2 separate regions of the Homo sapiens genome follow, and region 2 is linked to region 1. A link is a loop called in an ENCODE intact Hi-C map of the cell type or tissue named here. Cell type or tissue: chondrocyte. All regions are shown on one strand. Each heading gives the region's core, and the rest is flanking DNA. Links, peaks and the distances in the headings are about the cores only.

What was found. A loop is a pair of places that touch in the nucleus more often than their neighbours do. Peaks named below come from ENCODE experiments on the same cell type or tissue, not always from the same donor. Only the 100,000 strongest peaks of a DNase experiment are listed, where the experiment ranks them.
Region 2: a loop joins it to region 1, with 7 times the contacts of the local background. A loop is called at or near these places in 2 of 110 quality-filtered maps.

What each region holds. Positions count from the first base shown.
Region 1 is chr9:70,630,568-70,647,002 of GRCh38, forward strand. TRPM3 (transient receptor potential cation channel subfamily M member 3) reads right to left here. Exons shown (of 26, transcript NM_001366145.2): 10 at 9,993-10,093; 11 at 8,493-8,627; 12 at 4,644-4,694. Among named protein-coding and RNA genes, the nearest start is that of MIR204, 170 kb to the right of the region's middle. In chondrocyte, for the core only: CTCF peaks have their summits at 9,805 (motif pointing right) and 10,014; no DNase peak of the experiment used is centred there.
Region 2 is chr9:71,811,836-71,828,270 of GRCh38, forward strand. No RefSeq gene overlaps it. Among named protein-coding and RNA genes, the nearest start is that of CEMIP2, 52 kb to the left of the region's middle. In chondrocyte, for the core only: CTCF peaks have their summits at 7,492 (motif pointing left) and 7,694; no DNase peak of the experiment used is centred there.

The DNA of each region.
Region 1 (16,435 bases), core at 5,344-13,343:
CCTTTGCTTGGGTCCTTTTCAAATTAGAAGTCAAAAAGGATACTGGAGGAACAGTCATTCTGCCTGCTGTTTCTGTTCTAGCACTTCCCCCTCCCCCTTCGGTAATGACTTTGGTAATTGGTAAAGCCTGAACTATTATTTCCCATTTCATGCCTTAACAGTGGGAGGTCATGTGATTCAAGTAATTTGCTAGACAGGCTTGGGTTCTATGAGTAGGTACGATTTGACAACTTGAAAATGTTGTCTTCTTTTTTCATGCTATGAACTGCTAACCTGAAGCTAAGGTTTACTTCGTGCCATGCATAAGGAAACCTTTTAATTAAAAGCATAGTTTAAATTCACTTATTAGATCTGCTCTTCAAAATGGTTGGGGTTTTTCAGATGTCAGCTCACCATATCACTATCAGATCTCAACTGTTTAGGAAAACTGTCTTCCTTTGAAACTCATAACAAGCCTTCAAAACAAGATTGGTTCCTTCTGAGATACATAAGATATAAAATGATTGCGGTTGTCAGGTTTACCAAGGAAGTGTGAAGAAAAGACTCCCCTGGGACAGCTTGTATAATAAAGAAAAGTGGACTGCAGTTGGTGTGAGTAATCACCCGGTAGGGGCTTCATCTGGTGAGAGCTCAGGGGAAAAGAGGACATCACCCCAATGTACAGCCCCTTAACATGGCAATATATCGGGCAACCAATCCTCTGAAATATAATAATGCTTTTGCAAATTTCCATGCATTTAGCAGATGGGATTATGCAAATGTCCTTTCCTTACCCAAAGTGTGTCTGAAATGCCTTTTTTTTTTTTTTTTTTTATTCTGAAAAGCTCTGGGTCTTAATTCCCATGTAAATGAACTTTAAATTATCATAATTTCACCACTACTTCCACATAACACTCAAATAGCATCCTCTTTTGGTGGGGAAGGATAGTATAGGTAATTTGAAGTATTAGCACATTTAAGAAAGGAAAAAACTACTTTAAAACGTACAGAGGCACAAAGTGAGCAGACAGCTACTAAAATGGCAGGTTATATTCCACAGAAAAGCAGACAGACTTGGGCCACTCTGGTTTAATATGAGAGCATTGGTACATTCAATGGATTTATGCATGAAAATAGTTCAGGGAACTGGGTTGGTTTAAAACAATTTAAATTTCTGATTAATGCTGAAGTGCCACTCTTTTTACCTCATTGCTCCTAGATTGTTCCCTTGATATAAATAATTTGAGATTTCAAAACAAGCTTGGGAGCAATTCCCCACATTCAGTTCTGTTGGTCTCAAAGAAGAGGTAAACTGGAGATGTCATGCTGATTGACTTATGATGGTCTGATAATTCCTCAATGCATTCCTTTGGTTCTTAAGAGTTATTTACATATAGTTTTACAGATGTATTATCAAACACTATGCTTAAGGTCTAGGACTGTGTTCCTAACTCATGAATAGCGTTTTGTACCAGAGTTAATAACTTATTCATTAATTTTGTCCAGGTTAAATATATATGCACACATATATTTCCCCCCATAATTGTAAAGAAGAAAGCACACATTAATTATTATTATTTTCTTTAATTTTGAAAATTGCTTTAAGTTCCCAAGATTTTCTTAGCATTTTAACTCTAGTTTTGTAGCCTTTGATTATCCTATTGGCCTAAATTGCTAGAAGTCACTTGAAACCACCTGAAAGTCACCTGAAACCACCTGAAAATTGCTGAAAGTCACCTGAGAAAGTTGTGCACCAATGTTAACTTCTCCCTTATTCACTTCTTCCCCAAACACAAAACAAACAAAAGTCTTCATTTTCAGCTCCCTTAATCCATATAACATAAAATGTAGGCCTTGTGACTCCTGTGACTACCATTGTTCATCTTTCTTGCTCTCCCATCATCAGATACTTACCTTAGTCCTGGAAATAATGCATTCTGCATTTCCTGCTTCTACTTTTTCCCAAGGGAAGAAATTAAACATTGGCTTTCTGTGTCTCCCTGTCTTATTGGCAGTCTCTTTTTCCAGGTAAAAGGATAAATTATTTCTAGACCAGTTCAGTACTATTCTTGGTCATTTGTTATCATTTTTTCCAGTTACTAAATTTGCAAGTAAATGGTAACTGCATGCTTATATAATGATTTTCTTGCTCTAATATTTGGATCATACTTAAAAGGAAAAAAAAAAGCTGCTTTTATTCCTTCTTCCTCCCAAATTCTTACCATCCTGTTCTTTCTTGTTAGTCTATATTATTTTTCAGGTACATCTTTAGCTGAGAAGCTACAAAAAACCCTACCTTAGAGATACTTTACATGCCTTCTAATCATACAAGTGACGTGAGCAAATGCAAAAGGCAGCTCAAGGGATTTCAGAAAAGAGAAAACAATATTGCAAAGCAGAGTCCTATGGGGAAAAGAAAGTAATGAGAGGGATTTTAATAATTTATACTCAGTGAAATCTAACTGCAAAAATCCCTTTGAAAATTAGACAAGACCTTATTGCTGGGAGGCTGGGTCATTGAATTGGATGAGCGACTCTTTTTAAAGGTTTGGGTTGGTGATGACTGGGATTGAGGGACAAAGGCATAGCTGTCTCTTTAGAAAACCTCACAATTCCTTCAGGGACAGAGATTAACTTAAGGTGAAGGAGAGAATACTCCAAGTCATTACTTTAGAAAAACTCAAAACATTTGGTTGAACATGAGCAACAACTATCTCTCTGAAGAAGACACATCGAATGTGTCTACTTCTACTCTTCTGAGTTTAGTTTTCAGGCAATTTTAAGCCAGGATGAATTAGACAAAACCGGAAGGTTCAAAGGAAAGAGAAATGGGTTTGTTGAGGGTAGATCTACTACGATGGCATGGAATGGGTAGACCAGTGAAAGACACAATCTCAGGAAAGTGGTTGTTGAGTTGGGAGTACAGATTGCATAGTGTTTTCCCCTCTTGTTTTGAAAAAACTACAGGCTTCACCCACTCAAGTAGATGAAAAATCCTTCATTAAGGTGGTATAGAGATGGGAGGAAAGTTTGCAAGGGCCAAAGGATGGAGATTTTGATTTTCTGTGTGTTATTTTTATATCCTTTACTCATTCTTAGCAAAGATCCAGCAGGTGAATAGGTACATTATAAGTAGCCCCAAGGCCTTTGCTTGGCCTTTCAAAGGAAAAATAAAAAAGTAGTTACAGGATGCCTAAGGGCAATTCTAGCCAATCACTTCCTGTGAGATGAAGAAATCATACTGTATTTTTGACTTCACTTTGTAGGTTTCTCTGAATATGTCCTGTGGACTTTGGTGAAGAATTGTTACCAAGTGGCGATAGTGGGCAAATGTGTGCATACATGTATGGGCACATAGGTAAGGGGCGGGGGCAGTGCCATCTTCTGTTTTATTTTTTGGAATTAAAACATCACTTTCTGGGATGGATTTAAGGGTTCAGAACTCAAGCTACCTCTGAAGGAGATAATATGGGGCAAAAGAACAACCACTTGGCTAAGATTAAACAGAATCTCCCTATACTTCATTCTTCTTGTCTTTAAGTGGGAATAAAACTGTATTATAATAATAAAATAATAATTTTTTGATGGAATCTCACTCTGTTGTTCAGGCTGGAGTGCAGTGGCACGATCTTGGCTCACTGCAGCCTCCACCTCCCGGGTTCAAGTGATTCTCCTGCCTCAGCCTCCCAAGTAGCTGAGCTTACAGGCACACACCACCATGCCAAGCTAATTTTTGTATTTTTAGTAGAGACAGGGTTTCACCATGTTAACCAGACCAGGCTGGCCTTGAACTCGACCTTAGGTGATCCACCCACCTTGGGCCTCCAAAGTGCTGGGATTACAGGCATGAGTCTCTGTGCCTAGCCTATAATAATAAAATAATAATTCTATTTCATAGAATTGTTGTGAAGATTAAATGAATTAAGATGCACTGAAAGTATGCAGCAATGCTGTGCACCTAGTCATCACTAGCTCATGACTATTATTATTTTATCATTATTAATAAAATGAACTGAACTTTAAACCTAGCTCTTCACTAAATGCCAATATAGCTCTCATCTCCTTGTAGTTCGGCTTCCTCATCTGTAAAATGAAAATAATTCTACCCGATCCATACCTACCAACATTTTTTTCCCATCTAATGAGATGAAAAGTGTGAAAAAATATTCTGGAAAAAATAGAATGTTAGAAGAATGGAATGCATATTTATGTTTTAGTCCCTGTTTTTAGAAAATTTGGAGCTATGCTTACTACACTCTATGTAATGCTAGATGTGACATTGTATCAGGAGCTGGTGAATGAAGATTTACTCTTGTGGTCAGTCAGGCAGCTCCCCAAACAGTGAGGGGCATATGGAAAAATACAGGTATGGCATAAATCCACTTGGCACGGGGAAAGCCAAGAGTTCCGCTACCCAAAAGCATTATGTCCACCAAAAGCATCTAAAAGCACGGCGATTGGAGATAACACCACAGCTGCATCATGAACAGAAGCATCAGAGTTAAAAGACACATACACACACACACACACACACACTGTTCTGAAATGAGTGGCGCCTGATAGGGACAGGAATACTCTGGCAGCTCATGCAAAACAGAGGCACTCTCTAATCACAGGAAGCAGTCAAGACAGGGCCTCCGACCTGCAGTCGAGAGGGTTCTTACCTTTTTGACATCCCTGACCAAGTGGTACAATGTATTTGAGGGCCCATGTCTCTGAAAACAATAAAGAAGAATCAAACAGTTTTGCTAGTCAGGGGCTCTGGTTGGCAAGACAAGAAGGATCTAGAAGGAAGGGTGCTGGCTGGTGGAGGGCAGTTCATTAAGATGGACCTTGTTCTAGTTGCTCAGTGTATCTGCCTTTTCTTTCTTTCTTTTAAATTGTCCCCATTTGCAGATGAAAAGCTTTGTCAGTGATTTTTTTTTTTTTTTTTTTTTGATACAGGGTCTTCTGTTACCCAGGCTGGAGTGCAACGGCATAATCACAGCTCACTGCAGCCTCGAACTCTTGGGCTCACCTTAGCCTCCTGAGTAGCTGGGACTACAGGTACACAACACCATGCCTGGCTAATGCTTTTGATAAAATTTTTTTTTTTTTAAAGATGGGGGTCTCACTATGTTGCCCAGGCTGGTCTTGAATTCCTGGCCTCAAGCAATCCTCCCACCTCAGCCTCCCAAAGTGCTGGGATTATAGGCATAAGCTACCATACTGGCCATACCTGTTTCTTCTAAACAAACACGTTGGCAGATTTTTGAATTGTATTTCCTCAAGCAAATGTATTTGAGATTCTAGGTTCAAACTTTGTAAGGGAGGTTGTCAACTCTGTTGACAGCTAGGCCAAAATATGATGGAAGAAGCCAGTTTTGCAGCCGGGGGCTGGGATGAGGGTGGGAGAACAAAAGGACCCATTGACCGCACTGGAAATACACTTGGGCATTCTGCCATCACAACTTGTTTATTACCCATCATGAATGAGAAATTGTCCAAGAAAAGGGTTGGCCAACTTTTTCTGTAAAAGGCCTGAGAGTAAATTAGACTTTGTGGGTCACACGGTCTTTACTGAAACTGTTCAACTCTGCTGTTGTAATGTGCAAGTAGCCATAGATCATATGTAACAAATGAGCTTGGTTATGATTCAATGAAATTTTAATTATGGGCACAGAAAGTCAAATTTCATATTATTTTAATGTGTCATAGAATATAGCATTTTTCTTTTGATTGTTTCAACCATTAAAAATGTAAAAAAAAAAAAAAAATCTTAGCTTGCAGCCCATACAGAAACAGGCAGCAGGCTGGATTTCGATGACAGTTTGCTGTAACTTGATTTAAAGAAAAAGCCACAGACTGTTTGGGAAAAAGAGAGTTTTGTAAAAAAGACGGATGTTTGTTTGAGGTAAATATAAAGTGAAATAAGTTGCCATTCTATTGTCTTTCAGGAATAGGAATGTCAGATAAAATCCAAGATGCCTAATTAAATTTGAATTTCAGATAAACAATGTACAATTTTAATCTAAGTATGTCCCATGCAATCTTTGGGATATAACAAAATTGTCTGTTGTTAATCTGAAATTCACATTTAACTGGGCATCCTGTATTTTATTTGCTAAATCTGGTGAGATGATTAGATAATCTAAAATAGTGATGGCTTTTTTTTTTTTTTTTAGTTAGTCTCGCTCTGTCACCTGGGCTGGAGTGCGGTGGTGTGATCTCAGCTCACTGCAACCTCCACCTCCAGGGTTCAAGATATTCTCCTGTCTCAGCCTCTGGAGTAGCTGGGATTACAGATGTGCACCACCATGCCCAGCTAAATTTTGTATTTTTAGTAGAGACGGAGTTTCATCATGTTGGCCAGGCTGGTCTCAAACTCCTGACCTCAAGTGATCCATCCGCCTTGGCCTCCCAAAGTGCTGGGAGGCCACTGCGCCCAACCAATGGCAAATTCTTAAGCACTGTTGCAACCATTCAAGTATTGAGACAGGTCTATGAAATGCGGCAACGACCTGCCCATTCATGTGGACGTGCCCATCAGAGCTCTTTTTCCACTGAGGGGATGCTGGATTGTGCAGTGATTTAGCCTACAGACTCTGGAGTCAGAGTGCCTGGCTCTACACCTCTGCTGCTTACTGGCTCTGAACGTGGGCAAGCAACTTAACTGTGACTCAGTTTTATCATCTTTAAAATGGGAATGACAGTATCACTTTATCTGATGGGGTTGTTGTGAGGATTAAATGATATAATGTTTATAAAGCTATTAAAAATGGTGCTTAATGCCAATTAGTGTTAGCTATTATTATTACTGAGGCTATTTACTGTTCCATAATCCTCAACAAAGTATTCCGGGAAGCCACCACCAGCAGACTGAAGTGATCAAACTTACTGGCCTTCCTCAGTCTAGAATTTTCCTACCCACCCCCACTCCCCAGTCTTTGGAATAAATTACTCCCTTGATTCTCTAATTGATAGACCATTCAATGCTTGTCTTTATTTATTTATTTTTTTTAATTGAAAACCCATTATTCTTCCTGAAAGTCTCAGTATGCTGAACCAAGAAAAGTCTCTGGAGAAAACAGAGACTAGGAGACATTCTGCTAACCCGTTTCTATTTTTTGCAGATGGTGCCAGCGTGGCACCATCTAACAACTACTACTGGCTGGGGACAGGAAATAAGCTCCATCCTGCTTGCCCTCTGCGTGATGGGACAGAGGCATTGTGAAAAATGAGGGGTAGAATAATCTTAGAGACAGAAGCTTGGGTTCGGTACTTACTGGCTTTCTTAGGAGTTTTGTGACCTTGAATTCACCTTGGCCTCTGCTATGGTTTGAATGTTTGTGTCCTCTCCAGAATTCATGTTGAAAGTTAATTTCCAATGTACTAGTATTAAGAAGTGGGGCCTTTAACGTGTATACCTGTGTAATGAACCTGCACGTTCTGCAAATGTATCCCAGAACTTAAAGTATAATAATAATCACAATAATAATAATAGAAAAGAAGTGGGACCTTTGGGAGGTGATTAGGTCCTGAGGGTTCCTCCTTTGTGAGGGGGATTAAGGCCATTATAAGAGAAGCTTCACACAACATTCAGGCCTTTTGCCCTCTGTCTCTTCTGCCTTGTGAGGACACAGCATTTGTCCCTTCTGGAGAATGGCAAAACAAGGTGCCATTTTGGAAGCAAAAAGCAACCTTCGCCAGACACTGAACTTGCCAGAGCCTTGATTTTAGACTCTCCAGCCTCCAGAACCCAGAGAAATAAATTTCTGTTGTTTATAAATTACTGAGTCTAAGGCATCTTATTATCATAGTACAAATGGACTAAGACAGCCTCAGTTTCCTCATTTGGTAAATGGGGAAAAATTTCTGCTCTTTAAACTTCACTGGATTTTAGTATGAGCTCAGAGCCAATGCACTTAACTCATGTGAATGCTCTCAATAACTTCATAAACAGTAGTTTTACCTATGATTACTCCTTGGTATCCCTAGTGAGTAAATTAACAAATCATTACTAAGCTAAAAAACAAAACAAAACAAAACCAAAATTTTTGAGTGACTCAAAAAAGAGATATTTTACCTTTTCTTCCACTTTATAGCTGAACTATGAAGAATGAACTTCATAGCTCTGAGGATAAAAAATGGCGCAGGTTACTTAATCAGCCTTTTGTGATGCTTAGAGTTAAACCAACCCTCCTTTGCTAATTGCCTCTAACACCCTCTGGGCTTACAGAACAAACTGTGTTCTCATTTCCAGAGCCTTGTGGCTTTGTATAAGAATATGAGAATGATACACTTAGGTTATTACATAACTTTTTGCCTTACATGCTGACAACTGAGCAATTAAAACAAGCGGAATCTTGGTGACTTGGTGTTTGTCATCTATGTAGGTCTAAGGGAGTATTTGTGATGAATGAACCATGCATTTGGACGGGAGAAGGGAAGAGAATCACAGGCATATGGGGGGCAGGAGAAGGTAAAACAAACAGAAAAAAAAGAAAATAAAAAGTGCCTTAGTTTGGCCCTACCGTATTGTACAATTCCTCTAGTCTGGAGATGGTGAGAAAACGGTGCATGCTTACTCCATTCTCTATGAGTAATTTCACAAAATCCACTCTGTCCAGAACTAAGGCATCCAACATGGCTTGCTCCAGAGATCCCACCTGCAAACCAAGTCACTGAGTTAGTCTGCCCCAGGGTCTATCTATGGATGCAGTTCTTTAGTGTTCACTTGAACAGCTTAGAAATGGATGCCTTTGACATCTGGTAAACCTTCAGCACATCTAAGAACATGCTAGCAAGACTGTTCACAGATTCACTTTTGGGACAGCCACACCTCTCCCATGTTTGGGTGCCTGTCTTTGCAAATAGAAGTCAAGCATTTCTAGTTCCAAAAACTATTTCTTCCCTGAATCTCTTGTTCTGGATCCCAAGAAGGTGCAAGGGTTCACAAGGTTTTTCCCCTTGCAATTATCTGATTAAATTTCTCAACACCAGCGAAGTGTCAAAGGGGGCACTTTTGCTGTCTTCATTTTTGTTATCCTTAGGCTCTGAGGGAGACCCCAGGCCAACTTGAGAAGAGGGACCCAAGTCAACAGACCAAAGGCCCTAAATCAATGCTGGGTCTCTGTAGAAGCAAGACCACAAAGATGTCACTTAACTGAAAACAAAACAAAAACATAACAAAACAGAACAACCAGCCTACTTTCTGGATTTGCCAATAGCTTAGATTTTTATTTAATCCATTTCACAAAAATGTTGCAGGGTCTAGACTCTGACAAATCTTTCCATGTTAGCAATCCACCAGCACTGAATGAAGACAGGGGCTCCATCCCAGGCAGAAACTCTCTAGGGGAAAGGAAGGAGTAAGATAAGGCTTGCCGGTGAGTGCTGTGATTCCAGGCACAGAAACCGAGTTTCAGGCTGCTGGGCTGCCTCCTGTGGATGCATACATATCCCACCTGATGGCCAATCTCTCAAATTTTTATTTTTGGTAGAGTCAATTGAGGGAAGCAAACCAAGAACAGTTATATAAAGCATTGGTTTCCTCATGTTGTTCTTTGCAAATAGGGAGGACCTGTGCTCAGTCACCAGGACCAGATGGCGCCTGCAGAGGGAAGCCTGCTAATTCTGCATCCTGAGGTGTGACCCTTCCCTTTGCCCCATCAAAGACAATCAGAAGCAAATTAATAATTCTACCCCTTCCTTAATTTTAGTTAATACAGATTTGTCTTATATTTTTTCAGATGTATTCAAATAAATGGCATCATTTGCAGCTGAAAATTGCTATTAAAGACAACTCATAGAGATGGAAATATTTGGAGTTGTGTTCAGTTGAAATTTCCACTAGATGGCGGTGCTTTCCTAAATATGAGAAAGGGAGCTCAGGATACAGACTTTGCTACCAAGGAACACATTCCATCTTAAAGAAAAAGCAATCGTTTTCTGAGCTGACCTCAGAGGCTCCTTAAACAAATACCCTTGGCCAACCAAAGTGGGCTTTTCATGGGAGACGATATATACTCTACCGGCCACTGTTGCCCGTAAATAAAGATCTGGCTGCGAGCGATGTCGACTCTGTTCCAGGCTAAAGCTAAGCTCAGTTGGTCTGGGGCCGAGGCATTGGCTCCTGTGTGAGGACAAGTGGGAGAAAAGAGTGGAAGAGAGAAAACGACGATCAGTTATTACACCAAGAGCGCCTGCTCCATCCCTCTGCCATTAATGCCCCTATTCCCAAAGAGCCTGCTTGGCTATACAGCAGGTTTCTCAAACTTGGTATTATTAACATTTTGGGTAACTCTTTGTCACAGGGCTCTCCTGTATATTGTAGATTATTATTATTATTACATTTTTAAAAACTTTTTAAAAAGAAGGTCTTTGAAACTCCATGCTTTTTTGATATATAATAATTGTACATGTTTATGGTATGCATGTGATATTTTGATGCATGCATACAAGTTCATTGTAGATTATTAATAGCACGCCTTGACTGAACCCAGTAGATGTCAATAGCATTTTCCCACCCCCATCCTTCCAGACATGATGCTCAAAAATGTCTCCAGACATTGCCAAATGCCCCCATGTGTGAAGGGAGGCAAAACTGGCCTGGTGAGCAGCATTGCTCTACCGTCTGGCTAGGCAAAGTGTGGTTCACAGAGCAGCTGCAGCAGTGCCACCCTGGTGCTTCTTTGAAATGCAAGTCTCAGACCCTGTCCCCGACCCACTAAACCAGAATCCGTATTTTCACAAGATCCCAGATGACTTGTGCACACACTCAAGTTTGAGAAACTCTGCTCTACCACACATTTTGCTTCTGCTGGCCAATCACTGGTTTCAAGGCATCACTTGAATAGTATTTTGCATGGGGAGGGTGCTCTCATCAACTAGCGTACCAACTTGCCACTTTTCTGAAAAAGAGTTAGGAAGGTCTTTTAACAGAGAGGCAAACCAGCGGCTTAGGTTTACTTTGATTTGTGGGTAGAAACCATTGGAACTATTTCCCAGGTTCTTATTTTTCTCCAGATTCTGTCTCTAGAGCTGTGCGGTTCACAGGTGGCTAAGTTTAAATTAATCAAAATTAAATAAAATTAAAGTTATAATTCCTCAGTCAGGCTAGCCACATTTTAAGAACTTAATAGTTCCATGTGGCTAGTGACTACTGAACTGGAAAGCACAGATACAGAACATTTCTATCATCACAGTAAGTGCTATTGGCCCAGAGCTCATCTAGGTGAATGCATCCTGTCCATAGAGGCAGCCTGCCAAGCAGCTGGAGGGGAAGCTGGAAATGGAGGCAGTGCAGTAACGAAAGCAACATTAGGCTCCAGGCAGGGGGCCCAAGTGAGAGTCCCTGTGGCTCCTCTCAGCCACTGTTGATTATTTGTGAAATGGAGGCAATAAATATCCAGTTTACATGGCTGGGGTGTGAGACTGAAATGAGATTGTATAAGTGATTTCTGTTTAAACAGGTTTTTCACAGTTCACCAACACCCTTAGTGCACTGAGGAAGAGACACCCCTAAATAATTGCCAAGCTTCATGCTGCTGGATATCTCACGATCGGGGAGGAGGATAAAGAGACAACCTTCCTCAGCTCAGAGTTTTTAAACATCAAACATGTGCTGGGCAAAGTATTAGGCACTTCCATATGTCATATGTAACATCCCAGTTAATCTGGGGACTGGGTCTTATTGTCTCCTGTCTCATTGAAACATATGAGACTACTGAGATCCAGGGAGGTGGAACAGCCAAAGATAAAACAGCTACTAACAGGGTAAATGGAAGAAGTATTCAGCAAACTAGAGGTGAGAGTCAGATCCAGAGAATTCCTCTTCATCATTGCTGCTTCTGATGTTTAGGAAAGAAATATAGCAAATGTGTATGCTGTTCATTCCTCTGGGTTCGCCAGCAGTCAAGGCCAGAAACAATGAGGAGGTGGGGCAGGGTTCCTGGTCGTTAACTTACATCAGTGATTCCAAAACTTTGCTGCACATTAGAATCACCTGGGGAGCTTCGCTCAGGGTGCATCCCATACCAATTAAATCATGTTGCTTGGGATGGGATCCAGGCGCGGATATTTTTAAAGCTCTCCATGTGCTTCCAATGTGCAGCCAATGTCCAGAGGCTGGGAATTACTGCGCTGTGTGCCTCCTTTCCTGCTTACCCTCGCCTCTTCCCTCTGGGCTCTGAGATACTGACGTTATAAATTAGGCAAAAAATGTTTGCTAAGTGAACACTTCTCAAATTTTAGCATGCATAAGTACAATTCGGAGAACTTTTTAAGACACAGGTTCTTGGGTCCCAGCTGCAGACCTTGTGATTCAGTAGCTCTTGGGTGGAGCCTAAGGTTCTGTGTTTCTAACCAGCTCCCAGGTGAGGCCGCTGCTGCTGATCTGGGGCCATGATTTGAGTAACAAGGCCCTCAAGAGCTGTGGTGCTCTGTTCCCTTCGTAGGTTGAAGAGCATTTCTGATTCTGGTGTCCACACATTGATGGGCTTATTATCGACCACATACTTGGAGTAAATTTATTAGTGTTTACAATGATGAATATCATTTCAGCTCTCACGTGGAATTTTCCATTAAAAATTATCTCCTCAGGTAACAACAGGGACTGCACACTCATACCAGGGTAACTGGCATACACAAGTGATAAGTAGAAATGTGTCAAAATGTTCTGTCATCAATTTGGAGAGGAAAAGAAGTGAAGGCTCATTGCGATTGCATTTGGAAAGGTAGCACTTTACATGTTTCTTTGCTTCTTTAGCTGGTCTACTGGTTGGTGCTGACTTGCTGGAATAGTTTAATCATTCCCTTTGCCATTTGTATGTTGCAAATTAGTATGTCACCCAAGTCAATAATAGCAGCACGAGCCTGAACAGGAACACATAGCAGGAAGCAGTTATTGAGGTCAAGGTGAGCTACAGGCCTGAATGTAATTAGGCAAGTGTCAAATGAAAGCATGAAACCAATGAGTCTTGACTTTCAAAAATTGAAAATACATCACTCAAGAATGGCCGTGGGTGACAGTTTGGATCAGTGGTTCTCGGCTAAGGTGACCAGCCATCCAGGCTTGCCCAGTGTAGTCACAGTGTTAGCATTTAAATTCCTGCACTCTGGGAGATGTGTCAATCCTGAATAAACCTAGTGGCTGGTCACCCTATTCTCGACTATGGCTGTGCACTTGGAATTGCCTAAAGAGCTTTAAAATATACTCATGCCTGGGGCACAGCCCCACAGATTCTAGTTTAATTGGTCCTGGGCATTGCGGTTTTTAAAAGTTCCCCAATGATTCTAATGTGAGGATAAAATTAAGAACTTCTAGTGTAGATAGCATATGTTCATTCATTCACTCATTCATCTGTTCATTTACTTATGCGTTCAAAGATACTGATTTCATGCCTCCTTATATGGGAGGCAGTATGCCAGCATGAGGACCGAGACATATAAAGCAGAATACTTTGTCTTGAGAGCTTACAGTCTAGAGGAGAAGAGAAGTCTGTAATTAAATACATTATTTCATGCAGTAATTCATTTATCTCATCAACAGATATTTATTGAATACTCTCTCTGCTGGGAACTGATTTGTCATTGAACGTCCAATGACAAACAAGGTAGCTAAGGTCAACCTCTTCACAGAGCTTACATCCTACTGGTGGTGGGGAAGTACTCGGAAGTAAGCAAATAAACTCATGAACAGCATACTTTCAGATTGTAGAAGTGCTGTGAAGGAGCAGTGCCACTCCTAGGGTATGTGGGACCTATGCTTATACAAACACATCAATGTAGCAGAACCATTCTGGCTACCCGACCTTGCATGTCCCCACAATAGAAGTATTTTGCTAATTGGCTGGAGCAATCTGCTGGCCCGGCTGCCCTCCTGAAATGAGGGCTGAATATGGAGTCATTGGACAACCAACGACAAAAACCACATGATTATCTCAATAGATGCAGAAAAGGCCTTCAATAAAATTCAACACCCCTTCATGCTAAAAACTCTCAATAAACTAGGTATTGATGGAATGTATCTCAAAATAATAAAAACCATTTATGACAAACCCACAGCCAATATCATACTGAATGGGCAAAAGCTGGAAGTATTCCCTTTGAAAACTGGCACAAGACAAGTATGCCCTCTCTCACCACTCCTATTCAACATAGTACTGGAAGTTCTGGCCAGGGAAATCAGGCAAGAGAAAGAAATAAGGGGTATTCAAACAGGAAGAGAGGAAGTCAAATTGTTTCTGTTTGCAGATGACATGATTTTATATTCAGAAAGCCCCATTGTTTCAGCCTCAAATCTCCTTTAGCTGATAAGAAACTTTGGCAAAGTCTCAGGATACAAAATCAATGTGCAAAAACCACAAGTATTTCTATACCTCAATAATAGACAAACAGAAAGCCAAATCATGAGTGAACTCCCATTCACAATTGCTACAAAGAGAATAAAATACTTAGGAATACAACTTACAAGGGATGTGAAGGACCTGTTCAAGGAGAACTATAAACCACTGCTCAAGGAAATAAGAGAGGACACAGACAAATGGAAAAACATTCCTTGCTCCTGGATAGGAAGAATCAATATTGTGAAAATGGCCATACTGCCCAAAGTAATTTACAGATTCAATGCTATTACCATCAAGCTACCATTGACTTTCTTCACAGAATTAGAAAAAACTATCTTAAGTTTCTTATGGAACCAAAAAAGAGCCTGCATAACCAAGACAATCCTAAGCAAAAATAACAAACCTGGAGGCATCACACTTCCCATCTTCAAGCTATACTACAAGGCTACAGTAACCAAAACAGCATGGCACTGGTACCAAAACAGATATATATATCAATGGAACAGAGCAGAGGCCTCAGAAATAGTGCCACACATCTACAACCATCTGATCTTTGACAAACCTGACAAAAACAAGCAATGGGGAAAGGATTCCCTATTTAATAAATGGTGTTGGAAAAACTGGCTAGCCATATGCAGAAAACTGAAACTGGACCCCTTTGTTACACCTTATACAAAAATTAACTCAAGGTGGATTAAAGACTTAAACATATAACCTAAAACCATAAAAACCCTAGAAGAAAACCTAGGCAATACCATCCAGGACACAGGCATGGGCAAAGACTTCCTGACTAAAACACCAAAAGCAATGGCAACAAAAGCCAAAATTGATAAATGGGATGTAATTAAACTAAAGAGCTTCTTCACAGCAAAAAAAAAAAATAAAAAAAATAAATAAAACTATCATCAGAGTGATCAGGCAACCTACAGAATGGGAGAAAATTTTTGCAATCTGTGCATCTGACAAAGGGCTAATATCCAGAATCTATAAGGAACTTAAACAAATTTACAAGAAAAAAACAACCTGATCAAAAAGTGGGCAAAGGATATGAAGAGACACTTCTCAGAAGAAGACATTTATGCAGCCAACAAACATATGAAAAAAGTTGATCATCACTGGTCATTAGAGAAAGGCAAATCAAAACCACAATGAGATAACAACTCACGCCAGTTAGAATGGCAATCATTAAAAAGTCAGGAAACAACAGATGCTGGAAAGGATGTGGAGAAATAGGAACGCTTTTTCACTGTTGGGAGTGTAAATTAGTTCAACCATTGTGGAAGACAGTGTGGCGATTCCTCAAGGATCTAGAACCAGAAATACCATTTGACCCAGCAATCCCATTACTGGGTATGTACCCAAAGGATTATAAATCATTCTATGAAGACACATGCACACATGTTTATTGAAGCACTATTCACAATAGCAAAGACTTGGAACCAACCCCAGTGCCCATCAATGATAGACTGGATAAAGAAAATGTGGCACATATACACTATGGAATACTATGCAACCATAGAAAAGGATGAGTTCATGACCTTTGCAGGGACATGGATGAATCTGGAAACCATCATTCTCAGCAAACTAACACAGGAGCAGAAAACCAAACACTGAATGTTCTCACTCATAGTGGGAGTTGAACAATGAGAACACATGGGCACAGGGAGGAAAACATCACACGCCAGGGCCTGTTAGGGGGTGAGGGGCTAGGGGAGGGATAGCATTAGGAGAAATATCTAATGTAGACTATGGGTTGATAGGTGCAGCAAACCAGCATGGCACATGTATCCCTATGTAACAAACCTGCATGTTCTGCACATGTATCCCAGAACTTAAAGTATAATAATAAAAAAAAAGCAGTGGAACTAAGAGTTGGTTTTTTGAAAAAATACATAAGATTGATAGACCACTAGCTAGACTAATAAAGAAAAAAGAGAGAAGATCCAAATAAACACAATCAGAAATGACAAAGATGACATTACCACTGACCCCATGGAAGTACAAAAAAAAAAAAAAAACCCTCAGAGTCTATTAGGGACACCTCTATGCACAAGAACTAGAAACCTAGAAGAAATTGATAAATTCCTTGTAACATACAACCTCCCAAGATTGAACCAGGAAGAAACTGA
Region 2 (16,435 bases), core at 4,070-12,069, 1.2 Mb after region 1:
CAACACGCCCGGCTAATTTTTTGTATTTTTAGTAGAGACGGGGTTTCACTGTGTTAGCCAGGGTAATCTCAATCTCCTGACCTCGTGATCCACCCGTCTTGGCCTGCCAAAGTGCTGGGATTACAGGCGTGAGCCACCACACCTGGCCAATTTTTTTTATTTTTAGTAGAGACAAGGTTTCACCATGTCGGCCAGGCTGGTCTCAAACTCCTGACCTCAGGTGATCCACCCGCCTCAGCCTCCCAAATTGCTGGGATTACAGGCATGAGCCACTGTGCCCAGCCACAAATATCATTTTTAAAGCTGTAAAGAGTATATAACAAAAATGCCACAACGATTCTCCCTGAATGGTAATATGATGAAGAGTATTTATTTCCTTCTCTGTATTTTTCTGTACTTTCTAAATATTCTACAATAAATATGTACTATTTTTGTAATTAAGAAAAAGTTATTTCTTTTTTTTTTAAGCCAGACTCTTCTCAGTTGATTGTCCAAATGGGATAAGGGCGTATATTTAAGAGAAAATACGCATCAGTGCTGCAATGTGTTCAGAGCACGCTTACTATTGCAGTTGTGCGCAAACCATTTGTCAAGCCTCAAGCACACCCTTGGCTCTGGAGCTCAGCACAGTTTCCTTTCTGTGAGTAACATTCTATCCAAAAAGGAGCGCCTCAGCAGGCTGTTCCTGAGCCACTAAACCTTCCAACACCCTGTGAGCATAGCAGAAAGGCCAATTCCCCACTGAACCGGCAGATGGTGAAACATCCCCTTGGCTCTTGTACATCCAGACATATTGGTGCAGACACAGCTGCAAAAAGGCAAGCAAGTTCTCCAAGGCCAGGCAAAATTAGTCCTTTCTCAAGGGAGTGCTCTGCTATGCCAGCTGGCATTTCCTGCCATGCTCCCAGCCTGTTTTGAGGGTGGATAATGGACAAAAATGGAGAGGGCTTAAACTGAAGGACTGAGTATCTCAACCAGTGCAGAGCTGGGCTTTGAACACCGTGAATACACTGTCAGGAAGTAACAGTCTTTCAGGAAGCAAAGAATTCCATATGACAGCAAAGTAGAAAGAGGCCTGGACTGTGAATTAGGAGCCCTGGGTGCTTGTTACATCTCACAGTCTCCCCTCTTTTCAGTTCCTTCTTCTATAAAATATTGGGGGTGGGCTAGGGAGTCAATAGATGAAATGAGCTATAAAAGTTGCTTCCAGCCTTCAAGACCTTATACTGATTAATAATGAAGTCATGCAATATAGATTTCAGTCAATAAAAATTTACTCAATACCTAGTATGTCTGGCAAGAAGGAGCCAGATAAATAAAACACTGTGGCCACCCACAGGACTCACTGTCCAAAGCATTGGAAAATTTCTTGGTTTCAATATGTATAATTATCCACTATACTATTTATTTAAGATAATGTTTTCCTCAAGATTGAATTTTCTCTGTTGCCAATAAAGTTAATTCCATTTTCGATGAACAATGTGTGTGCTGTATACTGGGAGACAGTATAGGTTTAGGTTAAAAGCATGAATTATAGACTCAGAAAGTCCCAGTTAAATCTGAGCTCCACCATTTCTTAACTGAGTGATCTTCAAAAAATTACTTAAATTCTCTCAGCTTCAGTTTCCTCATCTGTAAAATGGGAATAATAATGGTACTTACTTCTTGGGACTATTGTAGGAAATGAATGACCTGAGTCATTTACATTAAATGAAGTCTCAGTAAATCCCTATTATCTGTTGTTAATATAGGAAGTTTAAAATAATTTTAATATCAGTTTTTAAAAAGCACAAAATCTTGGAATGTTAGATTAAACAAGGGACCTTAGAAATAATCAGTTCCATTTCAATCCTTTGATCCTCCCATTTTACATAGGGAAGCCATGGACTGAAAGAGGCTGAGTAAGGCCCCAGGGACCCTTTCGAGCTTTTTTTTTTTTTTGGTATATTCTGTTAATTAGGAAATATATTGTGCTTTTCTGAGAAACTGAAAGTATACATGCTTGTACATACTTGCAAGTCATATAGAAATTATTTCAATCATTACTATTATTTTGAATTTTCTATCTGCTGCTTACTGAGATTTAACCGCCATTTCAAAGTTTTTCCAAGAATCTGGCATTTTGGCTAAATAGCCCAGTTGACCCTTGCCCCAGCTTCCCAAAATCCATTGTGATTGATCCAAATGGGCTCAGAATTTCCCTCCTTGTGCATAGATGCCACTTATCTGTTTTTCCATCTTGGTTTTTTTTTCTAGCTACTTTTGGCTATCAGAAAAAAATAATTTAAAGTTTGTACAAGCCAAGTTTGTTTCACTGCCTCCAATCAGACAAAGATACCTTTCCAGAAATCAAGACTGTGGATATACACCCGTGTCTGGAGGACAAGAAGAAGATAGAAGAAAATGGAACTCACAGGGATTAGAGAGAAAGGGAACTGACACTTATCCTGTGCTTTCTGTGTTCCCAAGGATTCACTTGGTCCTCACAACAACCCAGTGAATTAGTCATGACTCTCCCCGCTTCAGGTGAAAAAGCTGAGAGTCAGAGAGCAACTTGCATGATGCAGCATAGCCAGGAAATGGAGTGGGAACTTGAACCCAGGCCAGCCTATTTCCAAACTCTTTCCGGTAAGTGGGCCACACTCCTCCCATGGTCTTAATGTGATTCAATTGACAGAACGGCTTGGTGGAAAAAATGTAAAAATGAAAACAAATGGTTCCTATAAGATGGTGTAGTCACATATTTGGAGAAGAGAGATCCATTATGCAATTCACTAAAATGTGTTGAATGTCTACTAAGTGTTACCAAAGCACTGAATTTCACTCATTAAAGACTCATCCCAAGTATCGTAAGTCACGTTTCAGTCCTCCCTAATACGGTTTTCTTGTATTATGTATTATGACTCTTGAATGGTCAGAAATGAGAGTAAACTTAACAGATGAAGATGGAGACAGGATTATTATATACATGTTGTTTCTGTAAGAACTTTTCTCTAAATCTAATGTCTTTGTAATTGATCGATTCACTGTCCATGGCCTTTTTGAGAGTAAAGGTTTTGTGTTCTCTTTCACCTCCCTACCCTGGCTTTTTTTCAAAGCATTTTTCCAGCCCCACTTACAGTTTAGAACAGATGTAGATGCTGGCCTGCTCCCAGAATCTTGCTGCAAAATCATAACTTCACCATTCCCCATGGACTGAGTAGTGCCGAGGTAGAAAATGACTTCAATCCACAGCAGAATCTGTGTTGCTGCCAATCCAATTTAAGCCCAAAGGAGTCACTCCTATTTGTAGCAAGTTTTTTTCATTTCCAGTTTATGCCGAGAATATATAGCACATCATATTTTGATGATTTATAGAGTATATCTGAAGGCCTCTTTCTCCCCAACTGCCCCGACACTTTCATTTGTCAATTTTGCAGACTTGAAGTGCAGCAAAGGAGTAAAGTTTTCAGAAAATCTGAAGAAAACAATAGATCAAGAATATCAGCCAGGCATGGTGGCTCACGCCTGAAATCTCAGCACTTTGGGAGGCCAAGGTGGGTGGATCATGAGGTCAGGAATTCAAGAGCAGCCTGGCCAACATGGTGAAACCCCGTCTCTAGTAAAAATACAAAAATTTGCTGGGTGTGGTGGCGGGTGCCTGTAATCCCAGCTACTCAGGAGGCTGAGGCAGAGAATTGCTTGAACCTGGGAGGTAGAGGTTGCAGATCGTGACACTGCACTCTAGCCTGGGAGACACAGCAAGACTCCATCTCAAAAAAAAAAAAAAATATATATATATATATATATATATATATATATATATATATCCAGGCACAGTGGCTCATGCCTGTAATCCCAGCACTTTGGGAGGCCAAGGTGTGCAGATCACTTGAGGCCAGGAGTTTGAGACTAGCCTGCCCAACATGGTGAAACCCCATCCCTACTAAAAATACAAAAATTAGCTCAGCTTGGTGGCAGGTGCCTGTAATCCCAGCTACTCGGGAGGCTGAGGCAGAGAGAATTACTTGAACCCGGGAAGTGGAGGTTGCAATGAGCCAAGATTGCACCACTGCACTCCATCCTGGGCGACAGAGTGAGACCCTGCCTCAAAAAAAAAAAAAAAAAAAAGAATATCTAGACATGGCTGCCAAGAAAAAGAACATGAACTCAAAGAGAAAATAAAATGGGTCTTTAAGAAAATAACAGCAAATCATTTAAAACATGAGTAAAGTTAGAGCATATGACCTGGAAGATTAACACAAAACAACTTTGGGTTACTCATGTGTACTAATGTCAGCTGTATCATTTCCCTATCACTGATAGGTATAGGAAACTGTACTGTGTTGGTAAAAAGCAGGTAAGAAAGGGGATGGCTGTCAGTAACTCAGCCCCGTATTACAGTAAAACTACTCCAGAAAACCTCTGGCTCAAAATACTGCAACGTACAACAGTGGGAACACAAAGTGACCAAAAAATATTGTTACAACTTTCCATTCCAGAAACATTTAGAGACGACCCACCATGAGATGACCTTGACCAGGCGTGGCTGAACATCTTCATTATAGCTACAGCAGAAACATCATGTGGTATTCTTAAGACAAATTTCAGGGCCCAAAGAAGCTATTCAGGATCCTGTTTTCCACTTGCTTCAATATATTTAAGCTCCTTGAACTATGACATCCTCCCAAATAGGTTCGCTGACTTCCTTCACTAAGGCACCCACCAAATATTTGTTGAGCGCTTACCATGGGTCAGGAACTGTTCAAGGCACTGGACATAGGGTGTTGAACAAGAAAGAAAGACATGATCCTTGCTGTCATGAAGCATTCATTTCAGAGTCATACTTCTTATGTTCACACACAAGTGAAGTGGTATTGGTATTTCAGAGTGAATGTGTTTTATAACCAATATTGATATTTTTCTTCTCTAGAGGCTCCCTTTATTTCTTAGTCACAAAACAAATATTTTTGAAAGATAGCAATGAAAACTTGGAACTTTTAGAAAAGCCATTTATTGCTAGAAATGGGCTAAGCTTACGTTTTCCTAAAATATCTGTAGAATGAAAACATAATCCAAAAAGGCACACATTCGCCAAGAGTGCAGCACGCTGGTCTTTGACTTACATAACTCTAAGGAAATAACTAGTTAGTTTCTGTTAATGTTTGATGAACTTTGACAAATTAGCACGAAGAATTAGATCAAATGAACTGTATGCACTGTCTGAACAAGAGGGATAAGCAAAAAAAAAAAATCCTCTCTAACAAGGAATGTTGGACTCAAGCATACTCTCCTAGAGGAGAAAACTGAGACTTCCTAGATGTAAAGCAACTGGCTCTAAAACACAGAATTAGAATAAAGGGAAGGAGGTCACTGGAGCGGCAAGGGTGGGGGTGAGCTTTACAACAAAGAATGATGATCACTAGATTTCAGCTCTGCGTCTATACGGGCTCACTTCCTTCACATGGGGAAACAAATAAAAATAAAAAAAATAGGGAGAGTAGCTAGGAGCCAAGGCTCAGCTGGGAACAACAGGAAGCAGCCGCGAGCTGAGTGCCATTGTGGCCACTTCAAATGGCAGAAGGTGAGAAACCAGCACAGCTGGCAACTAAAAATGAACTTGCAAACACGAGCGGGCAGAAATCAGGATTTCAGCCTTTGGGGATGCAACAGTGAATAAGACATGGGGCCTCTGTTCTGGAGAACTCTGAGATTAGAAGAAGAAATAGATGAATTACACAATGTGATAAAAGGGGAGAAGAGTCAAAATGAGGAACACAGTGAACCCGGGTAGGGAGGCAGATGATTAATTCAGTCCAATAACACAGGTATCATAGAGAAGGGATTATGCTGTGGGTATTGAAGTATAAACAGGACTTTTCCAGGTAGACAACTTGGAAAGACCACAGCATTTCAATTTGGAAAAGAGCAAGCTCACAGGTAATGAAGTAAAATCATGTATTATGGCTGAAGCTTAAACATCAAGGGGGAAAGAGAGTAGATAAATCTAGAGAAGTAGGTAAGGGCTTTGGATATTATTCTGAGGAAAGCCAGTGAAGCATTTTGTTTGTTTGTTTAACTTTGTTTTGAAAATAAATATAAGCGTACAGAAAAGTTGCCACAATAAAAAAGATTATACAACATACCTGTGTACCATTTATCTACTGTTAACATTTTGCCCCATTTTTCATTCCCCCTCTCTTTCTTTCCATATATATATATGTAATTTTTGAACCCTTTGAGAGTAAATCGCATACAGCCATTGAAGTGATTTCATTAGCGGGAGAACATGATCAGATTTGTGTTTTAGAACAGTCACTCTTATGGGAGTAGGGAGATCTTCAGGAATATATATCAGAGGCCTGGAACTAAACTAATGAGAAATCAAATGAAGGGTATGTCTGTGGGAATGGAGAGGAGAGAGTACATTCAAGAGAGAAATAAGTTTTGCCCATTGCATGTGGTCTCTGAGGGATGGGGTAAAAAGAGTGGAATCTGAGTTTTGGGACTGGGTAACTGAGTGGTGGAGACCCTGTCAAGACAGAGAATAATAAATACAACGTAAGAAAAATATGAATAGTTTATATCTATTGAATGCTAATTATATGCTAGGCACAGTTCCTAACACTTTAGGTCTATTAATCCATTTAATCCTCAAAACAATCCTAACAGGTTTGTTCTTTTATTAACTTCATTTTACAGATGATTTAAACAAAACATGTTTACAGAAAAAAAATTTTTTTAATTAAAAAACGTGTTTTGGCCAGGCGCAGTGGCTTACGCCTGTAATCACAGCACTTTGAGAGGCTGAGGCAGGCGGATAGCTTGAGGTCAGGAGTTTGAGACCAGCCTGGCCAACATGGTGAAACCCAGTGCCTACTAAAAGAACAAAAATTAGTTGGGCGTGGTGGCATGCACCTGTAATCCCAGCTACTCTGGAGACTGAGGCATGAGAATCACTTGAACCCAGAAGATGGAGGATGCAGTGAGCGGAGATCATGCCCCTCTACTTCAGCCTCTGTCTCCCAAAATAAACAAATAAATAAATATGCATGTTTTGAGGAAAAAAATGATAGAGTCATTTTTGGGGACGAAAAGTATAACCTACTCTTTCTAGAAGCTCCTCCAAAAAGATCAAGGGACATGTGGGGCCATGGGTCAAGGAATTGTCTTGGAAAATTTGGAACATTTAAGTTTCATTCACATCAGGATATAGCTTGCCATGCTCCAAACCTCCAACTTTAGCTTAAATACTGAAGATTACATTCATTTAATACGTCATTTTATGTCTATAATGCTGGCGATTATGTACACATTATATTAATATAACTTTAGCTCACCCAGCAAATAATTAAACCTAAAATACCAAAGAGATGCTTTCAATCAGACATTTCTTTCAAATGAGATAAAACAAAATTAGATGTGGAAATAGGAAATCAATTTTATTTCTATTTTAATTTTCAAAAGGATTTTAAAAATCACTGAGAAGAAAAGCAGCATCTTCTGGGCGCCCCCTTGTGGCTTGGATTAATGATTCCCAAATTTGTCTAATGGACAGAAATTACCTGGAGAACTTCATGAAAATAGTTTCCAAGGCTGCATCCACAAATAATCAGAACAGAGTAGAAAGAGATCCATATTTTTGAAAGCTCTCCAAAGAGATTTTGATGACCAGCCACTGTGAAAACCTGCAGCTTAAAAATTCTTTTTTTTTTTTTTTTTTTTGAAACAACTTCAGAGCCGGGCGCAGTGGCTCACACCTGTAATCCCAGCACTTGGGGAGGCCAAGGCAGGCAGATCACAAGGTCAGGAGATACAGACCATCCTGGCTAACACAGTGAAGCCTCATCTCTACTAAAAATACAAAAAAATTAGCCGGACGTGGTGACACGCGCCTGTAATCCCAGCTACTTGGGAGGCTGAGGCAGGAGAATTGCTTGAACCCGGAGGTGGTTGCAGTAAGCAGGGATCGAGCCGCTGCACTCAAGCCTGCACTGAAATAACTTCAGAAACAAAGATTGTAGAATCAGGAGGAAACTTAGGACTCATTTTGTCCTGTTGTAGCCCTTTACATATGAAAAAACTGCAACCAAACACGTGAAATGGCCTGCTCAAGGTCACAGAGAATGTAAATGTCAAAATCAAGAGCAGAATCTAATGTCTCCTGGCCCTAAATTCAGCATGATTAATTGGAACAATGCTGTTTAATCCAATCTATCTCAACATGTTTATCCCTTAACTCGCTGACAGTTCTACGATGCTCCCTACACCCCACATTGCCTCTGACTGAGGAGGGCACAGGCAAAATTGTCAGTGTCTTCTTCGGAGATAATTTTTTCCTTGTTAATATTTGGCATATCATAGATTGATTTTAAGGAGGCACAGAGAAATAAGCCGGAGAAAGTATTTCCTATAGGATGAGCCACTTGAACAAGCTGAGTTTCTTCTCTTCTCCAAGATCTGTCTAGAACTGATACTGGAGGAGTGCTGAGCGAGGACCCTTCCCCACAAATATCAAAGTATTGTCTGTCATTCCACATTAAACATTTATTTCTTTGGGTCTTGAAATTTGAAAGTACATCTGAAATTGAAGCTTCCCAGGGAGGGATGGGGAAGATGTAACAGGAAAAACCACCTTTCTGTCTACCCGTAGGCAAGGATTCGTTAACTAGCTGCAGAAAGATGGGCTAAGGCCCGAGCAAGGTGCTGAGCCAGGAAAGGAATTTGGAAAGTAGAAAAATAGGCCTGAGAACATTTGTCTGCCTCATCATTTTGCAAGATCTAGTTTTGTTTATCCCCAATATAATTACATTTCTGAAATTCCTTTGGGTCCTGTCTCAGTGCCCATGTGTACTTGGAGAAGTAGTGAGTACATCGAAAACTCTGATTTCTTAAAAGTCAGTCAGCATCATGGGCATCCCCTGGGAGCTTGTTAAAAATGCAGAAACTTGGGCCCCACCCCAGACCTATTGAAGCAGAATTGGCATTTTGACAAGATCTCCAAGTGACTCAAATTAAGGTTTGGTTTTGTTTTGTTTTGTTTTGTTGTTTTGTTGTTGTTGTTGTTGTTGTTTTGGAGACGGAGTCTCACTCTATTCCCCAGGCCGGAGTGCAGTGGCGTGATCTTGATTTCGGTTCACTGCAACCTCTGCCTCCCAGATTCAAACGATTCTCCTGCCTCAGCCTCCCAAATAGCTGGGATTACAGGCATCCGCCACCACGCCTGGCTAATTTTTGTATTTTTAGTAAAGACGGGGTTTCGCCATGTTGGCCAGGCTGGTCTGGAACTCCTGACCTCAGGTGATCCACCGCCTCAGCCTCCCAAAGTGCTGGAATTACAGGTGAGCGCCACTGGGCCCAACCTTGCACATTAAGGCTTGAGAAACGCTGCTCTAAAAGATAAGTTTCAGAATCCTGTGGCAGGGTAAGAAACAAAATGTTACTTGCGCAAGTTCAGAGATTTTTCAATTGTATTGAAATCAAAGATTTCATGGGATGTTTCCGTGATTCCAAGAAGCATAATGATATTTTGCTGAAACTGCTGAATGTATACATACTTTGAGAATTAGATCAGAACCCAGTTTCTTCCTCTCTTTCTTTAAATCACACAGTTAACTTCACCTGTGGGAGTGCATTTGTTTCCAAATGCAATCAAAGGGAACTAACACCAAACAGCTCAAGCATTGTCATTTGAAGTAGAAAACAAGGCAGCGGCTCTCAGAAATAATATGTGTGGACTTCAGCAAATTACCTGGTTTTCTTGAATATTAGTCACTATATCAATAAGATGGAGACAATATTGTCTGCCCTGTGTCTCTTCCAAGATCAACAAAGTTCCCAGTCTCCAGAAATGGTGCTGCTGACTAAATAAGTGGCTCAAATCAGTAATGTGGGGGCTGCCCTTGACTTCCCACAAGTCCATCCCCAACTATGATCAAGCTTATCGCTTCTCTCAAAATCTTTGTCAACCTAAAGGACGAAGCTGAGGCACACAATATAATTTTGAAGAATTTACTTAAGCCAAAGTGAGGACAGCTGCCCAGGACACACTTCCAACTTTGGGGAATGCTCTGTTCAGCCTTTGCCACAAGCAGGTTTTTTAAAGGCAAAAGGAAACAAAGAATTCTTTCTTTTATCTTCACTGTCACTACTCTGGACCAAACCACCATCATATTTTGCCTAAACCATGTCCTCCTTTTGGTGAGTCCTGCCTCTACTGCCCTTCAAATAATCATTTAGCCTGAAACTAGAAGGATTTTTAAAAAAACACAACTTCGGCCACAAAATTTCCCTATCTCAAACTCTTCAATGGCTTTTTTGTTGTTTTTTGAGATGGGGTCTCACTGTGTTGCCCAGGCTGGAGTGCATTGGTTAATCACAGCTCACTCCAGCTCAAACTCCTGAGATCAAGTTTTTTTGAGGAGACAGGGTCTCCTTACGTTGCCCAGGCTGACCTCAAACTCCTAGCCTCAAGTGACCTTCCTGCTTTGGCCCTCCAAAATGATAGGATTATAGGCGTGAGCCATCGTGCCTGGTTTCAAAGGCTTTTTTTTTAAAAGCCTTTAGGGAAAAGTCCCAAACTCTCATATGACTTATTCTGCCTTCAAATCTGGCCCTTGCCACCTTCTCTACAATATCTTCTCTTGCCACCCTCTAGGTTATATCGCTGTTGAAAATCAGGACTCACAGAACATAACCAGGAAACAGAAGGAAACCAAAATATGCCACCCCAAAATATATTTATTTGTTGTATCTTGATATGGCTATTCAGAGGGGCTGCAGACCACAGGAATAGCTCTGCAAAGCTGTCCTTGTGTAGTGGAGATTTGTATCTGTAGAGGAAATCTGCATTAGTGAGAAACAGCAGACACAAACAGTCTGTCTCTGAGGCCTCCCTTATCTGTCTTATCCAGATCTAGGAAAGATTAACTCACAGGAGACGCAGACTAAAAGTCAGACACTTTTAAAGGTCTGACAAAGAAACTTTTACCACAAGCGCTCCCATCTAATCTCTCTTTCTCTCTTTCTCTCTCTTTCTCTTTCTCTCCCTTCCCTTCCTTCTTTCTCTGTCTGTCTGTCTGTCTGTGTCAGTCTGTTGCCCAGGCTGGAGTACAGTAGTACCATCCTGCTGCACTGCAGGCTTGACCTTTTGAGTTCAAATGATCTTCCCACCTCAGCATCCCAAGTAGCTGGGACCACAGGCATGCACCACCATGCCCAGCTAGTTTTTAAATTGTTTTCTGTACAGACAGAGTCCCACTATATTGCCCAGCTGGTCTCCAACTTCTGGGTTCCTGTGATCTTCCTGCCTCAGCCTCCCAAAGTGCTGGGATTATAGGCAAGAGTCACCACCTGGCCCCATCTAATTATTCTGAGTTCTGCTACCTGAGGGACTTCATCTGCATAACAAGACAGTCTTTGCTCACCCTGTATTTCCTCCCCACTCCTACCCATAACCTGTCACTGGGCTCCAAGACTCTATTCTTTTCTGTATAGTATAAAAGCTTCAGTCATCTGGCTTTGCTTTGAGTCTCATATTTGCAGGACACCATGTCCATGTGCACATTATTACATTTGTATCCTTTTTTTCTTGTTAATCTGTCTATTGTCAGTCTATTTTATAGACTCAAATGATCAAACCTTGAGAAGGGGAAAGGAAGAAAATTCCCTTCATCTCTACACAACTTAAATCTATCTCCCACTGTTCCTTTAACACTTTATCTGACTAATTATTCTCTGACACTTGGATGAAAATGTCAGCAATTTTTTTTTTTTTTTTTTTTTTGAGATGGAGTTTCACTCTTGTTGCCCAGGCTGGAGTGCAATGGTGCAATCTCGGCTCACCGAAACCTCCGCCTCCTGGGTTCAAGCGATTGTCCTGCCTCAGCCTCCCAAGTAGCTGGGATTACATGCATGCCACCAACTCCGGCTAATTTTATATTTTTAGTAGAGACGGGGTTTCTCCATGTTGGTCAGGCTGGTCTCGAACTCCCAAACTCAGGTGATCCACCTGCCTTGGTCTCCCAAAGTGCTAGGATTATAGGCGTGAGCCACCACTCCCGGCCAGTGTCAGCAATTTTAATGACTTTTTGGTTCTTTTTGGGGAAATAGAAAATACTATAGTCAATTTAAGTAGCAAGCACATTTTCAGTCTAATATTTTATTTTATTTTATTTTTTATTTTTTATCTTTTTGTGAGACAGAGTCTTGCTCTGTCTCCCAGGCTGGAGTGCAGTGGCGTGATCTCAGCTCACTGCAACCTCTGCCTCCTGGGTTCAAGCCATTCTCCTGCCTCAGCCTCCCAAGTAGCTGGGATTACAGGCACAAGCCACTATACCCAGCTAATTTTTATATTTTTAGTAGAGATAGGGTTTCATCATTTTGGCCAGGCTGGTCTTGAACTCCTGACCTCATGATCCACCTGCCTCAGCCTCCCAAAGTGCTGAGATTACAGGCATGAGCCACCATACCTGGCCTCAGTCTAATATTTTAAAATATCTAGTCCTATATAACCATCAAAATACCAAATTTGATCTCAAACTGTGCCCATCTCCATGCTAGGACCGAAAGTGGACTGGCAGTTTACGGAGGCAAGGGGTGAGTCATGATCTCTTCTTCTCTTTTGCTCCCACTTGGTATTCTCAACTTCCTCAACCTCCTCTGTCATGCACAATCTGGTTTCTGACTCCACTAGGGTGTTGAAGCAGAGGAAGAGATTGGAGGTGGGGAAAGAACTAAAGCTCTTTTCTGGCTATGTTTTGGTAAGATGCCACACCAAACGTAAAAGTCAATCCTCCCCTACTGTTGGCCTCTGTCCTGTCTACAACTGCAGATAACGCTGGCCATTTTGCCTGTACATTTTTCATGTGTAGTATTTTTCTGAAAACAAGGACATTCTCTTACATAACCAGAGTACAATGACCAATACTATTGTCTTACCTAGGGGTTGGCAAACTGTGGTCTGAGACTCAGTCAAATCCAAATCACCATCTATTTTTGCAGGGCTCACCAGCTAAGAATCCTTTCAGATAGTTAAGCACTATTTTTTTTTTTTTTTTTTTTTGAGACGGAGTCTCGCTCTGTCACCCAGGCTGGAGTGCAGTGGCACTATCTCGGCTCACTGCAAGCTCCACCTCCCAGGTTCACAATATTCTCCTGCCACAGCCTCCCGAGTAGCTGGGACTACAGATGCCCACCACCGTGCCCAGCTAATTTTTTGTATTTTTAGTAGAGACGGGGTTTCACCATGTTAGCCAGGATGGTCTCGATCTCCTGACCTCATGATCCACCTGCCTCGGCCTCCCAAAGTGCTGGGATTACAGGCATGAGCCACCGTGCTTGGCCAGCACTATTTTTTGTTGTTGTTTTTGTTTTGTTTTTGAGACACAGTCTCGCTCTGTCGCCCAGGCTGGAGTGCAGTGGCACTATCTCAGCTCACTGCAACATCCACCTCCCGGGTTCAAGCGATTCTCCTGCTTCAACCTCCTGGGTAGTTGATACTACAGGCTTGTACCACCACACATGGCTAATTATTTTTATTTTTTTAGTAGAGACAGGTTTTCACCATGTTGGCCAGGCTGGTCTTGAACTCCTGACCTCAAGTGATCCACCCACCTCAGCCTCCCAAAGTGCTGGGATTACAGGTGTGAGCCACCACACCTGGCCATTAGCTGTTTTATTTCAGTGAATGGAAATGTTTGACAGAGAAACAACTTTGGATGCAAATGCTAAATATCAACCATCCGAGCCCCAATTCAGAGGAGCTGTTTTGCCCACATACTGGACAATGGGGGAAAAGTGGGAGGATAAGAACTATGTTCCAATTTTGGCTCTGTCATGATGTTTACCAGCTGCTCAATCTTAAGAATCTTGGCCTCAGTTTTCTTACCTACAAAGCAGGAGTAACAACTCCAACTTCACAGGGTTGTTGTGAGGACAAAATGAGAAAAGCAGGTACCAAGTGCTTGGGACATAGTAAGTATTCAGAACATGTTAATTTCCTTCCCCACCATGAAAGAAATAGGTAAGTTTGGCCAGGCGTGGTGGCTCACACCTGTAATCCCAGCACTTTGGGAGGCCGAGGTGGGCGGATCACCTGAGGTCAGGAGTCCAAGACCAGCCTGGCCAACATGGTAAAACCCCATCTCAACTAAAAATACAAACATTAGCCAGGCGTGGTAGCAGGCCCCTGTAATCCCCGCTACTAGGTAGACTGAGGCAGGAGAATCGCTTGAACCTGGGAGGCAGAGGTTGCAGTGAGCAGAGATTGTGCCGCTGCACCACAGCCTGGGTGACAAGAGTGAGAATCATCTCAAAAAAAAAAAAAAAAGAAATAGGTAAGTTTGTGTTCAAAATGCTGTAGAACTGTCACAGTTACTTAGAAACCAAATTTAAGCCTGTGCACTAGTTTAGTGAACTCATTATTTCATTTGACAGATGTTTATTGAATACTTACTATGTACCAGATATTTTCATGATAGATCTGTAGCTTCAACCTCATAAATGAAAAATGGTATCTCTTCTAACCTAATGACAAGATTTCTGACTCAAGCCATGCCCTACATAAGAATGTAGTTACAACAACTTAGGCTCTGGGTAAATAAAATGTTTAATAAATAATGACAATATGACCCTTGGCGCCAGTATGGCATTTAAGGCCATTAATACTCCGTGCTGTCTACTGAGTCATTGCTAAGCTGGGGAAACATGAGTTTCTAAAGGTACCTGGAAGGCTGGTTATGTGACCTCTGGTTGAAATAGATCCCAGTATATATGTCATGTCCAGGATGGGGAGGGAAAGGTTTTAACTCCTGAAAAATGAGATATTACTTTGTTCCAGTTTATGAAAAAGATCTATTGGACTTCATTCCCAGAAACTGTCTCCTGAATGACTTAAGGCAGTGCTAAGGAAACAGCATATTTTAAATTGACTCTTTCTTTGAGCTGAGCTCCAAGTCACCTAATAAATTTTTAAATTTCCAAAGAGATGCATTCAGAGTGACTCCAAAAAAGATGTTCTAATTTGGGATGTCACTGGCATCAGTGACATAAATCATCACAAACAAAATTGCCGCTTTGACTAATTGTGGGCTGTGTGAAGGATGTCCTCTTTGTCCTCCTTATCTGCTTTCTCCTTATTCACCTTACTGGGTATCGGTTCTCAAAATTAGGGATAAGAATCCAATCTATTCTCTTATTTTTTTTATTTTTTATTTTTTTCAGAAGGAGTCTTGCTCTGTCTGTCACCCAGGCTGGAGTGCAGTGGCACGATCTCGACTCACTGCAGCCTCCACCTCCCTGTTTCAAGCAATTCTCTTGCCTCAGCCTCACGAGTTGCTGGGACTACAGGTGTGTGCCACCACACCCAGCTAATTTTTGTATTTTTAGTAGAGATGGGGTTTCACTATGTTGGCCAGGCTGGTCTGGAACTCCTGACCTTGTGATCTGCCCACCTTGGCTTCCCAAAGTGCTGGGATTACAGGCATGAGCCACCGCGCCCAGCTATTCTCCTATTAATAATTCAGATGTTGGGTCATAGAAGTACCATAGGATTTTGGAGCTGGCAACTGGAGCTGGGAGTTGTTGCATGCATTGCCCAAGGCCACATAACTTAGCTCAGTGCTTCTCAAACTGTATCACGTATCAGAATCACTTGGAGGACTTGTTAAAACATAGCTTGCTGGGCCCCATCTCCAGGGTTTCTGATCCAGTATGCAATGGGTAGAGTCTGAGAATCTGCATTCCTAGCAAGTTTCCAAGTATTACTGATGCTTCTGGTCCAGGAACTACACTTTGAGAGCCACTGTCTTAGTTAATTGTAGGACAAGGTATAGAAGGCAACTTTCAGACAGTTCTGTACTTTCTCCAAGGGGGCTCTTCTTTAGGGTACAGATTTTATGCTAAGATTATAAAAGCCATACTTGTGCCATTACAATAGGAAGGGTTTCTTCTCTTGACATCCTGAAAGGGGAGAATTTCACTGAAGGTAGAGCTAAAAGGATGAGCTTTGGAATCAGACAGATCTGGATAAGGAATCAGGCAGTCCACAGATTAGCTTTGTGACCTTGAACAAATTACTTAGTTTATTTGAGTCCCAGTTTCTTAATCTGTGTATTAGGAGTTATTAGTTCTGAATATTTGAGATTTCTGAAGGATAGTCTAAGAACTATTTGACATAGAGTTATAAGATTGGAAACATTTAACTAATAGAGCATCTAAATTAGCATTTACTAATCTTCATTTTTCAGATGTGGAAACAAAGGTCTAGGGAAAATAAATGTCTCAGTCAGGATCTCATGGCATATGGCAGAATGAGGACCAGAACCTGGTCTTTTAATGGGATTTGTTTTGCTTTACTCCTTCACATTGGATAAATATTTCCAAACTAGACACTTCGAAACTAAACATTTTGATAGTGGATGTTTGTTCACGTGGCAAGGTGGACATTTAGGGCTTA